2 separate regions of the Homo sapiens genome follow, and region 1 is linked to region 2. A link is a contact called in ENCODE Hi-C or POLR2A ChIA-PET data. All regions are on one chromosome and are shown on one strand. The core of a region is the stretch at or near the end of the contact, and the rest is flanking DNA. Distances in the headings are between cores, read along the strand shown.

What was found. A loop is a pair of places that touch in the nucleus more often than their neighbours do. ChIA-PET counts read pairs that join two places held with the same protein, here RNA polymerase II (POLR2A). Pooled maps may share reads with other maps.
Region 1: a map of breast epithelium shows a loop between it and region 2 (20-fold over the local background). The contact joins two enhancer-like sites. A Hi-C loop is called at or near these places in 8 of 168 maps with a recorded cell type or tissue (Right ventricle myocardium inferior, ascending aorta, breast epithelium and 5 more) and 13 of 50 pooled maps. POLR2A ChIA-PET finds 5 or more read pairs at or near these places in 6 of 52 experiments (BJ, HEK293T, PC-3 and 3 more).

What each region holds. Positions count from the first base shown.
Region 1 is chr1:10,685,469-10,690,953 of GRCh38, forward strand. All of the region lies in intron 4 of CASZ1 (castor zinc finger 1), which reads right to left. Among named protein-coding and RNA genes, the nearest start is that of CASZ1, 110 kb to the right of the region's middle. RefSeq lists enhancers at 654-1,253, 1,254-1,854 and a silencer at 864-1,158. Within about 2 kb of position 1,488, at least 12 of the 41 ENCODE cell types and tissues checked have a DNase peak (open chromatin) inside an H3K27ac peak, as active enhancers do.
Region 2 is chr1:10,733,558-10,739,685 of GRCh38, forward strand. All of the region lies in intron 2 of CASZ1 (castor zinc finger 1), which reads right to left. Among named protein-coding and RNA genes, the nearest start is that of CASZ1, 60 kb to the right of the region's middle. RefSeq lists a silencer at 501-550 and enhancers at 1,264-1,766, 1,492-5,627. Within about 2 kb of position 1,819, at least 11 of the 41 ENCODE cell types and tissues checked have a DNase peak (open chromatin) inside an H3K27ac peak, as active enhancers do.

The DNA.
Region 1 (5,485 bases), core at 238-2,737, 48 kb before region 2:
CCAAAGGGTTCCCCCATTTCTCACACCTTCCTCCCTCTCTCTCTCATCAGAAATCAACTTTGAAATTAATAATCAGAGACACAGACCTGGGTGAGTTTGTCAGGGAGCATGGCACTGGAGAGAAGGGAGGCTCCTCCCCAACCCGGGAGCCCTCAGAGTGGCCTCCGCTGTTTTCTCTCTGAGCCACTGATCCTCAGCCCCCGGGCACGAAGCTGGCCCCGCATGGCCTGCAATTGCCACGCCTGCCTGAGCCCCACCCTTCCTGGCAACAGGAAGACCCCAGCCTCCCCCTGTCCACTCCAGTCAGCCCACTGCCTCTGCTTCTTCAAAAACCTCGAGGGCAGGGCAGAGGGGCTGGGGATACCCAGGAAGCTCCTGGGAAGGACAGGGAGGGGACGCTGGGAGAGAGGCACGTGCCCCTGGACTCAGAGGAGCCGGAAAGAGGCTGACTTTCATTTCAGCTTCCATTTACCAGAGGAAGGGAGCCCACAGGGGCAGCTGCTGGCCTGTCCCCCAGCCAGCAAGTCACACAAACCAGCTCCAGCTGGTGTCACTGGGGCCTGAGGTAGACCATGCTGCTGGGAAGAGGCTACTGGGGCCAACCTGACCCCGTGGCCCCCACCTGACCCCTTCCCAGGAAGGGCCCCCCACCCAGCACGGGGGCCTGTGGGCGCCTGGCCGTCCTCTCCTCTCCTTACATGCCCTTGGCCGAACCACTGTACTCTTCCCTCTCAAGGTCACAGGGCCGTCCACACCAGGAATATTTACTCACTGGACTGGCCCTGTTAGCAGCACTCACCACAAATATGCTTTCTGATAAAGTTGGCAGAAAAAAAATTCTAGAGCTCAAACCAATGTCAGAAATCATCCCCCGCCCCTACCAAGGGAGCACGAGGTGGGGCCTGGAAACAGGTCACACACCAACTATGGGGCAGCCCTGGGGGGGCTTGTATCACGCCCCCTCTCACCTTTCTCCTTCCTGTTTTACCTGGGACAGCCTGTTGCCCAGGGGACCAAGGGCTGGGGACAGTTCTAAGCCGAGGACTGGGTCTTGGGGACACTCGGGCCTCTGGAAGACAAGGCGGGTAGGGTGTCACCTGGGCTTCCCCCCAGGCCGTCTCAGCTCACTGCGCCCCTCCCCGCCACCCTCTCTTGGTGCACAGGGGCTCTGCATGTTTTTATTACCTGTTTGACTCACCGCCTTATTGCTTCTCCCCTTAATGGGGCCGTAACCGTGGAAACGAGGAATAAACGGCCACCAGAAAATGAGATGATTAAACAGGTCACCCTGGCAAACAAACTCAGCCAAGGAACCTCTGGGGGTGGGGACGCTAGGCTGCCCCTCCCCCACCCGTGGCCAGAAGGCCTGGACCAGGTCCTGACCACATTGCCCCACACCTAAAAGGATGGGGGGCAGATGCCGTGGGGCACCCCCTGCCGGGCAGTGGAGAGCCGGGTCATCCTTTTGCGAGGCAGCCCGGCTTCCTGTGGCCTTGGGTTCCCAGGCTGAAGGGGTGACAGACAGGGAGGCACTGGGCTAGAGGGCGGTGAGGATCACAGCTGCAGGGAAGAGGCACTTCCCGGTGACAAAACTTCCAGGAGTCTCTCCCAACAGGCCTCTGGGACGCCTCCTGCTCTCCCGCTGCACTAGGGTCCCCCCATCTAAAGCTCTGCCCGGCTCCTCCAGTCCCCCATTCTCACACAGCGCAGTCCCTCCCAAGGCCCCCTTAGATCACTGAAAGAGCCCCATAAGAAAAGGCCAGGCGACCTTTGGGAACACCTGGTCTCTGGAAACACAACATGTGTCCGTTTCCCAGCTCCTGCCTTCTCCTCCAAAGCCAGGCAGTGCCCCAGCCTCAGCCAGGTGGCATCAAGAGACAGCCCTCTTGGCTTTAGGAAGGGTGTCAGCAGGTGAGTGATTACAGCACCAGCAGGGCCCAGAAGGGCCAGAGGAGACCCCAGAGTCAGGCCTGTGGGACATTCTAAGAGCAGATGCCCCGGCCAGGAGTGGCCCACATACCACGCCCGGGGCAGAGGCCTGAAGCCCTGGCGCCTGGCTGGCCCTCAGTATGGGTGTATCCCTGTCTTTCTGGCCTCACTCCCTGCCCTGGGTTTGTCTAGCTGGAGGGATCCCGGAAGCGGGGAAGAGAATGAGAGAGGGCAGACATGCAGTGGTGAGGTCTGCTCAGGAGGAGAGAGAAAGGGGAGAGGGAGATGGGCAAGGGAGGAAGTGGAGAAGGGCCCAGATCACCCTCTGGCTGCAGCCATCCTGTCCCCACTGGGCAGCAGACTGACGTCCCAGTCCCAGGCCATGGTCATGGTTAGGAGTTACTGTGGGTCCCATTCAACCATCAACACTCCTGTCTTTATCCTTAGGGCTTCCCTGCCCCTTTCACGTCATCCCAAATCCCAGCCTCGCTCCTTCCTGTAAACCAGGCTCTAGAAAGCTCTCAAGGAGCTAAAACCCAGGTCCCAAGGGAATTGGCCAACATTTCCTGCCTTCCTCCTTCTGCCCCCACTAAGAAGCCGGGGAGGCACTTGGGGAAGAGGCACATCAATCAATCAGTTCCACCAGCACTTACAGCAGGAAGGCGTGAGCCCCGGCCCGTACCAGGCCCGGGGAGGAGGTGGCAGTACACCAGCTACCATCTAATGGTCACCATTAGGAGCAGCCGTGGCAGAGGAAAACAAGGGCCCTGGCCTCCTGGGGATCAGGGCACATGAGTCCGAGTGCTGGGTCCTGGCACAGCAACGTCACAGGTCTACCCGGAGCCCCAGAACAGCAGGCTCGCAGCCAGCAGCTTCTCTATCTTTTTCCAGGGCCAACGGGGTGTGAGGCTGGAAAGGTTGCATGGGGCAAGAAAGGTAGCAGGGAGGGCCCGGCTTTAGGGAGCTGGGTGGCCTGGATGAAAAAGACAGAAAAACGTGGTTGCAAAATGGGAAGCAAGAGTTCTGCTCTTGGAGGGAGGGGGAGGACAAGGCGCAGAGAGAAGGGGCTGGCTAGGAGTCTAGAAAGCATGGTGGCGGAGGGAGGTCCCTTAAGGCCACTCTTTCACAAAGCTGCATGGTCCCTGGCTCCTGGCTCCTCGGCCTGGTGGGACAGCAGACCGCTCCTCTCCCTCCACTAGGCAGACGCTGCCAACACAGGGGCCCGGGCAGTCCTCATTTCCGTCCCTCTTGCTGCAGGAGAGCCTCCCATGCCTCCTGGGTTTCAGGCCTCGCCTCCCACATGGGTGTCTTACATCCTGCTGAGTCGAGGGTGTCAGGGTGCTGTTCTGTGGCCAGGCAGCCAGAGGGGTGTGCGCTAGACCACCAAGCTGCTGCCCTGCACAGGTGGTCCCGGCGAGGCTGCCCCTCCTCTTTTGCACACTGGGGCTGCCCGCCCTCCTCCTGCTCCCAGCTTCTCCCTACTCATTGTACCCTGGCCCAGCTACCCCAGAACAGCTGCTGCTTGCCGTGGGGACCCACGGGCGGTAATTACTACAGTGCAACTTCCTTCCCCCTCTGAAGATGAGGAGGAGAAGGAGGAAAAGGAGGAAGAGGTGGGAGCAGCGGCCAGGGTGGTCAGGGTGTAAAAATCAGCTCAGGGAAGGCCGTGTTAGAAGGTGAGCCTTGGGGCCTGGGGGCATGGGGGGTGGGCCAGGTGGAGAAATGGCTGAGCCCTGGAAAAGTGTTGGGCCAGCCGTTCTAGAGGAGGCTGATGGAGGCTGGGGCTGCACCACTGACCTGGCAGGACCCAGGAAGAAGAGGAGTTGGGGCCAAGAGCCTTTCCAAGCCCCACCCAATCCCCTGCTCAGGCAGCGGGCACGGCCTTGAGCCAGGGCAGCCACTTTCACGAGGAGATGCCGCTGCGTGGCTTAGCCCTCCAAAGGTGCCTGCATTTATTTTATTTTTCCATCATAAAAACCCAAGCTGCAGCTCAGCCAGATTCTGGGGCTGTGGGGGCTGGGGGAACACCAGTAGTACCGACAAGGCCAGTAGAGAGGTCTGAGTAACACTCACATTCAGTGCCTTTCTTGGAGAGGAGAGTGAATGGGTTCTCCTCGCTGGTCCCTACCAGGGAAAAAGGGCCAGGGGTGGGGTCTCTCTAGGGAGCCTTTCGGACCTGCCCTTCTGCCTCTGCCTCTTGTTGGGGAGGAAAGGCTATGCTAGGCCTTTTAGCCTCAGTTTCCTCTGACGTCTTGCAACTAGAACCAGGGCTGGTTCAAAGGGTCACTTCACAGCCCAGAGCTGCCTGTCTCCAATGCTCTCCACCAAAGAAAAGGTCCAAATAATGTGCTCCTCACCTCGTCCACTCACCCCCTACTCCCACCCGCCAGGACTGCCCCACTGAACAAAATCAAGTTGGGAGTCAGACAGCTGAAGATCTTAAAGGTCATCTGATGCTCAAGTCCCTCTAAATGTCACTAACCGGTGCACAGCACAAACCTCTGTTTGAATGGTACCAGGAAACTCATGACTTCCGAGATGGCCCATTCTGTCCCGGGCTCTGACAGCTCCTTTCTGCCAAGATGGCCCCAGAGCACCTACCCCCTGCAGCAGACTGGCAAAACCGGTGCCCAACCTGGCTACAGGGGCTGGCCCCAGCTTAGACTGGTTGAGTGGGTGTATCTGGCCAAGTAAAGGCTGGAGGAAGGAAATTGAGAGCAATCTGCTCTGCCCTAAACCCGGCGTGGAATCTCTTCCTCCAGTACAGCACAGGAACCTTCTCAGTCCCCGGTGCCTGGCAGGTCGAAGGTGTAACCAGAGCTAGTGAGGTTCCTAGAAGCCTCCACACTTGGCAAGGCTCTGGCCTTGACCTGGCAGCTCATGGAAGGTCTGATCTGAAGGTGGTTGACACTCAGGGCAGGGGCCTGAGCAGCACACACTGGGGCTGGGTTGGGGATGCCAAGCTCTTTGCTCTCTCAGCTTAGACACCGTCTAGAAGAAGTCTGCGGCCTACCTCAAGACAGTATGCTCTCAAAGCATGGGGCTACTGAGAATCAGGAAAATGAGCCAGCCTGGCCCAGCTTCTGATCCCACGCTTCCTGGCCTCCCCACAGTTGAGGCCTGGGCTGTCTGCGATGGGGGATCTGCTGGCAATGCAAGGGGGTCCTGGCCTGGAGCCCCAGAAGGAGAAAGAAACCGGCCGGGCTTCCTCCCATTGACCCGCCTCGACGACAAGGCTGCAGCCACAGCGACACATGGGCAGCACTGTCCCTCACCGGCACCCCCTGCAGTCCGTGGCCATCCCTTTAAAGTTGCCCTCTTGCCTCTTTGGCCCTTGACCTTGTAGAGCCTATCTTGGCTCCTCCGCGCCTTGGACAGCCCCACCCCTTTGTCTCAAGAAGAGAAGGGGCAACTATCATCAGATCCCCACGAGTCAAGGGCGAACGCCTGCTCAGAGCTCCACCCGTGCTTCACCGCCATTTTCACCCTGGCTTCTAGCTGTGTTCAGGGCCTGGGAATCAGCCTGGTGGGACCTAACCCTGGGAGCTTCCCAACT
Region 2 (6,128 bases), core at 569-3,068:
GAGGTGAGCAGAGAAGTTACCGGGCAACTATAACTCAGGGACGGGCACTGAGACTGTAAAGCTGTGGGAATATATGAAGAGAGGCCCAACTCAGTCTCCACTAATCCTGGAAGGCTTTTGGGAGGAGGTGGCATCTATGATAAGACCTGGAAGATGAGCTCAGAGGAACCAGTACAGTGTAGTCAGTACTGGGCAGCCTGGACTCTGGGGACACAGCTGGGTTGGAATCCTTCCCTGCTACTTCTTAGCTCTGGGATCCCCAGCCTTGGCCCCCTCTTCTATAAAATCAGAGGTGATATTGGCACCTGCCTCACAGGGCTGCTGAAGGAGAGTCCATGAAATAATGCAGCTAAAGGGCGTGGCACAGCACTTGGCACATACTAAGCAGTGAATAAATGTTAACTGTTACATTAATAACTAGCGAAAGTGCTAGTCTCACCCCTAACAGGTCCACCTGGCCAGGCCCCCAGGCCGACCCAACCAGGCAGAGCCACCAGCCCAGGAGGAGCGCTGGTACATCCCCAGCCCTGCTCTCTCAAAGTACAACAGCACACATGGGTGGGAGGGGACAACCCCAGGGCCTGCCCGAGCAGATGACAGGCAGAGGTGGCAGCCGCCCCCCTTCCTGAGCCTGTGGAGTACTGAGCACCACTCATGCTGATCTCAAGGAGTGTGTCTTCCAGCACCGAAACTCCAAGTCACCTGCCTGGGAAGAAGCAAGAAAAAAAAAAAAAAAAATCCCATGGCCGTGCCCTCCCTTGGAAAAAAAAAAAATTCTAGGAAACAAAATACAACGACATCTTTTTATTTTGTTTTTTTTCGGTAATTATACTAAAGATGAAAAACTCATAATAAACATCTCCCAGTCCCCACCTGCTAACAGTAATTATAATAGACTCAACAATAAATGGTAAAGCAGGGCAGAGCTGCATCTCGGGAATTCTCTAGGGCATGTGGATTAGCTCGGAAAGCCTGAATGATTAAAATACACTAATTAAAATTTTGTGTTCCTTGGTAACTCGTCTGCCTGGGCCCCTGGTGTTGGCAAAATGGGAATTAACGTGACAAAAGCAACACAGAGGGTTTTTGTTTTAAGTAAAGAAAAAAAGAGAGAGAGAAAGAGAGAGAGAGGGAGAAGGGAAGATCTATATAAACAAGTTAGACACCAGGAGAGAAGAAAGGCAATGTGGTTTTCTCTCTTTCTCTAACCGGAGCACCACAATGTTTGGGGGTGGAAGGTGTATGGCACAGTCCATGCCATTAAGGAGAGGGCCCTTTACACCTGCCCTGGGGTGCCACGGAGGATCTGAGGAGCATGCATCTAGGGGTCACTGTTTAAAAACAATTACTGGAGAGAAGAGGGTGGGAGAGAGAGAAGTGGGGGGCCACAAGGGCCCACCCAGTCCGGCTTTCCAGAGGCATCCCTTGAGGGCGGCCACATACTCTCAACTCCCCGCCCCATGACCAACGGGACCCTGGGAGGACGCAAGGGAGCTTCTACCCCATTGCAGTTGCACAAAAGAAATTGAACACTTTTGAGTTGCCCTTAGCAACCTAATTGCATCAGTACATTGCACACAGGAGCCAAAGTAACTGAATTTTGATGAAAAGACGGCGGTAATTTACGGCATCACAAAATTAGTTGTCATGGCGACGGGTTAATTACATCTCAAATTAACAATGCAAGTGTGGTGAAATTAAATATAAATCATATTTTCTGCATAAATTATAGGGGTTGATTAGACCGGGGCTCTGGGAGAGGGAAAGGTTGAGCCGCCACGGGCCCCAAGCTGCATTCTGAGCTGACGAGAGAGGCGCCTGCAAACGCAGGCGAGGCCCGGGAGCTCTGGGAGGGGACGGGGGACTGGCGGAGTCAGGCGCCAGGGCTGCCTCCCTCTGCTCCCGCTGCCACTTGCAGGCTCAGCCAGCTCCACGCAGCGCCAGGGCTGTCCCCAAAGTTTGGATCAAACTTTGCCTGGGGGAGGGGGTGTGCTGCAGGAAGGAGGGATGGCTGGTGCCTCTTAGCCAAGTGCCACGGACAGAAGTTTTGCCTTTACCCATCCCAAATGACTCTCCCGGTTTCTGTGCCCTGAGCTCTCAGAGAACCCACCACAGATGGCCAGCTGAACCCTCAGTTCCTTCGGTTAAATGAGGTCAAATGCTTTTCAAGTCACGGGCATCTGCCTACCAAGGGACAGGCCCAGTGTCATCTGACAGGCCATCAGTGCCTCGCTCTGGGCTGCACCAAGGGGACACTGGGAGTTGTAGGTAGTCAGGGAGCCCAGAGGCAGTGGCTTAGGATCAGGGGCAGCCCCAGGCACATCAGGTTGAAAATGTGCTTTTTCAGCCAGCTCTGGTCAAGTAGCTGCCCTGCGGACACCACTCTCTCCTACCCAGGGGCAGGGCAGTTTGACCTCCTTAAGACAGGGGGAGAATGCAGAGCATTAAAGGCAGAGGAAACCCCAAAGATCACTCTGTCCTGCAACAGACCACCCCAAGTCATGAACGATGTCCCAGTGGCCACACCCAACCCCACCCACCTGTTGCTGATGGGCGGTACTGGCAGCATTTCTGGGCCCTGCCACCCAGGACCACTGTGCCAAGTTCAGCTCAGTCTCCAGGAACCCCCAAGCCAGGCAGCTTCACCAGAATGCCCAACTGATGGACGCTTCAGAATCGCACCTGCCTCCCTCACACTCCTGGTCCCCATCACTCAGGTCCTAGAGAACACACACGTAACTCTGGGCTCACGGTCAGCATCTGCCACCTGGACAAAGGGATCAGCAGGCAACGAGACGGGAGCTCCAGACCTTAGTGAGCAGCATGGCACTGAGAACCCCGAACCCGGGGAGTCCTCAGGCCCCTCCCTGGGATGTTCTGATCCCGTGAGTCTGGATGGAGCCGGGCTTGTTGTTTTTAACCTGCTCCACCCGGGATTCTGATTTGGGCAGTCCCAGACCCACACTTAAGAAACGCTGGCAACACTGCTACTAATCCCATTTTGCAGATGAGTACATGGAGTCCAGCAAAGCGTGATCACTCCCCAAAACACACAGGGCAGAGCGGAGATTCAAACCCAACTCTGAGTTCTCATTCATCACCTACGAGGCCCCTCTCTCAAGGATGTGTCGGGCACCATGCCAGGCCACGTGGGAAATAAGGACGAGTGAACCACCAGCTTGTCCTTGAGGAGTACACGGTCTAGTAGCGGACACAGGGCCAGTTAGACAGCCACAGCCCCACGTGTCCAATCCATCACTGAAGGACAGGGACGTGGGAGGAACTATGGGGACAAGGGGAAGGCAGGGACTGGCACGCCTGGGTGGGAGGTGCCCGGGCCTGCAGGTGCTCCTGGGGCCGTGGGCTGGGCTGAGTGCCCACTGGAGCTGTGCCACACTTCACCTGGCCCAGGTGGGAGGAATTTCCTGAAAGGCTTCTGCAGAGAGGGGGAGAAGGAAGGAAGAGAAGGCCCTTGGCAGTCCCCTGACCACGGATGTACATGTGCAGTTCATGAATATTTCAGTGGCCATTTATTTATCCCTGCTCCATCCAGCTGCTGGGGCCACAGACCAAGGTGGATAAATATAGCCACTGGGCGATCAATGAGGCATCCGCTCCCCACCCAGCCACATCCATTAGGCCCCTCGTTCCCACAACCTGCTGGCTGGGCACCTTGTCCTGCTCAATTGGTTTCCGATTTTCATTAGCGGTGGAGGCACAGCCCCGCTCCAACCCTGGGCGTCCCCCTCACCCTCGTGGGCCCTCCCCTCTCAGGCTGGGCATGGAGCCCAGGGCTGCCGTCAGCCTGGAGGGGCCTTCAGAAGTCCCAGCCCACCGGAGCGGTGAAGTGAGAGAGGACACAGAACTCAAGGACCAGACCTCACGTCCTGGCTGCCCCGCTGGAGGGCAGAGAAGTGGGTGGGGTTTCCCTAGGACTCCAGCCACCCACACGTGACCCACCAGCGAGCACAATCTAGACACAGAAAGCTGGGCTGTTGTTTGCATACCCTGAGATATCTGGGGGACCTCCCAGACCTGGAAGAAGGGTGCCCAAGGGAGTTACATGGCTGTAAGGGTTGGGGTCTGTGGGCTGCCACGGGGGACCCTCAGCTCCATTAGCCTCTCCTACTGCCTGCAGCTACAAGATCAGCACAGGCCACCCGGGCCTCCCACTCACCAAGGCCAGGGCCTGGCCCCAGCCTGTCGCCCAAAGGAGCGACAGTGGGCCGAGGTGCTCGGAGGGCTGTGGATCAGCCCGGAGGCCCCGGCCCACTCCAGGCCTGCTCTTCCTGCCAGGCTGAGGCCATCTCGGGAAGGCTGGGCACAGCCCTGTGGGGCGCTGGGTGCAGTCAGGCAGTGATGCTGGGGACACAAGCTCAGCCCTGGTAGGGTCCCAGTCCCCTTTCACTCATTCCACAAATAGTCACTCAACACCCACAATGTGCCTCATGTTGTCCAAGTGCCGGTGGGGCAGCCCCAGACAGGACGGCTGCAGGTCCCTCCTTCGTGGAGTTTACCCTTGGCAAGGGTGGGGGTGGGGACGAGCAATCGAGCAACTAATAAATGACAACTAATGAGTTCTATGAAGGCAATAAAACAAGGAGAGTGACAGGGACTGACCGAGAAGAGAGGTGGGGCTGCTTCAGCTACCTCTAAAGAGGTGGCCTTTGAACCAGAGACCCAAGGGAACAGGGCCGCCTGGGCCTTCCAGGTGAGGAAGGCGGGAATGGGGAGCCCAGAATGTCTCAGTCCCGGGACGCTGACGCGGCAGGAAACCCGGAAGGACGCAGAGCACCCCACCCACCCCCTCCTTTTGGTGCCAGGTGGCCAAAGGCCCAGGCCAGTGGCTGGCAGGACGGGTGCCCACAGCAGGCCGGGGAAGGGGGAGGACAATGGCTGGCAGAGAGGCCACCTGCCTGCTGGCTGTGGACACAGGCTCCTCCTCCAGAGCCACTGCCAGGATAGGCCAGGTGGGATCCTGCCCGCACAAGGAGGCTGCAGGGCCATGGGGCGACCTGGGCCAGGGCTTTCTCCAGCCCTTCGACCCCATCCAAACCAGCTTCAGAGAGGCAGGGCCTCGACCCAACTGGCCCTTTGCAGGGAGGACACAAAGGTGGGGCTGAAGGTGAGAGGAAAAGATCAAGCGTAAACCCCACAGGGAGAGGGGGAGGAGAGGGAGGCAGGCCTGTGCCTTTAAAAGAATTTTCATTTAAAGGCTCTTCTCTCTTCCACCATTTCAGTGATCTATATGCAAATATGCTAATGCATGCAAATTAAGACACCACTTTTAGTCCCAATTTAATAGAAAGCATTAAAATACCATTTTTTTTTTCCAAAAAACTCCATATGCATGAAGGAAGGTTTTTTTTTTTTTTTTTTTTTTTTTTCACTTTTCGCTAAAGTCACATTCCGGCAGCAATTTTATGCTGTCAAAATGTTCTCAACAAGGGGAGATTTGACTGGCTTCTCTGAGAACCAGTCATAGGAAGCTTGGGCTCTGCTTCTTATTGAGTTCTTTTTTAAAATTTTGCTGGGGGTCCGGGGGAAGAAGGAAAAAAAGCAACAACAATAACGAGAAACAAGTCACCCAGGCATCTTGTGGAGGGTGGCTGCTCTTTTCAGGCCGGCGGCCAGTCCCCGGGCGTACAGCGTGCGGTGCAACCTGCAGCTGCGGGACGGGTGCATTCACGAGGGGGGTGTGTGCGCCTGGGGGTCACCCCTGCTGTCTCTCTGGGTAGGGGTGCAGGTGAAGCTCACATGTGCCACTCTGTGAGTGTCACCGCGAGGGAAACCCTCCCAGGGGCCCGGGCCCAGGGTGGCCACGGTGAGGAGGAGGAGGACCACATGCGCAGGGAAGGGCATGGGGCACAGCATGTGTGTGGCCCACACAAGGGCGGTCTGCTCTCACTCCCCTCGCTGCTCTGTAATTAAGCTCAGCTGCGCCCACTCAGGCTTCCAGACCTTTCCCTGAGCCCTCCGCCCCCCGGGCCCACTCCCCGTTCTCCCAGCCTTGCTGGCTACTTCCACTCCCCAAAGAGCCTTCAGGGGCCTTCTTGTCGTTGATCAAAACAACAGGGCCACCAGCTCCTCAAGAGTCCAAGCTATAGTTTGGCCCAAATGTCCCGGCC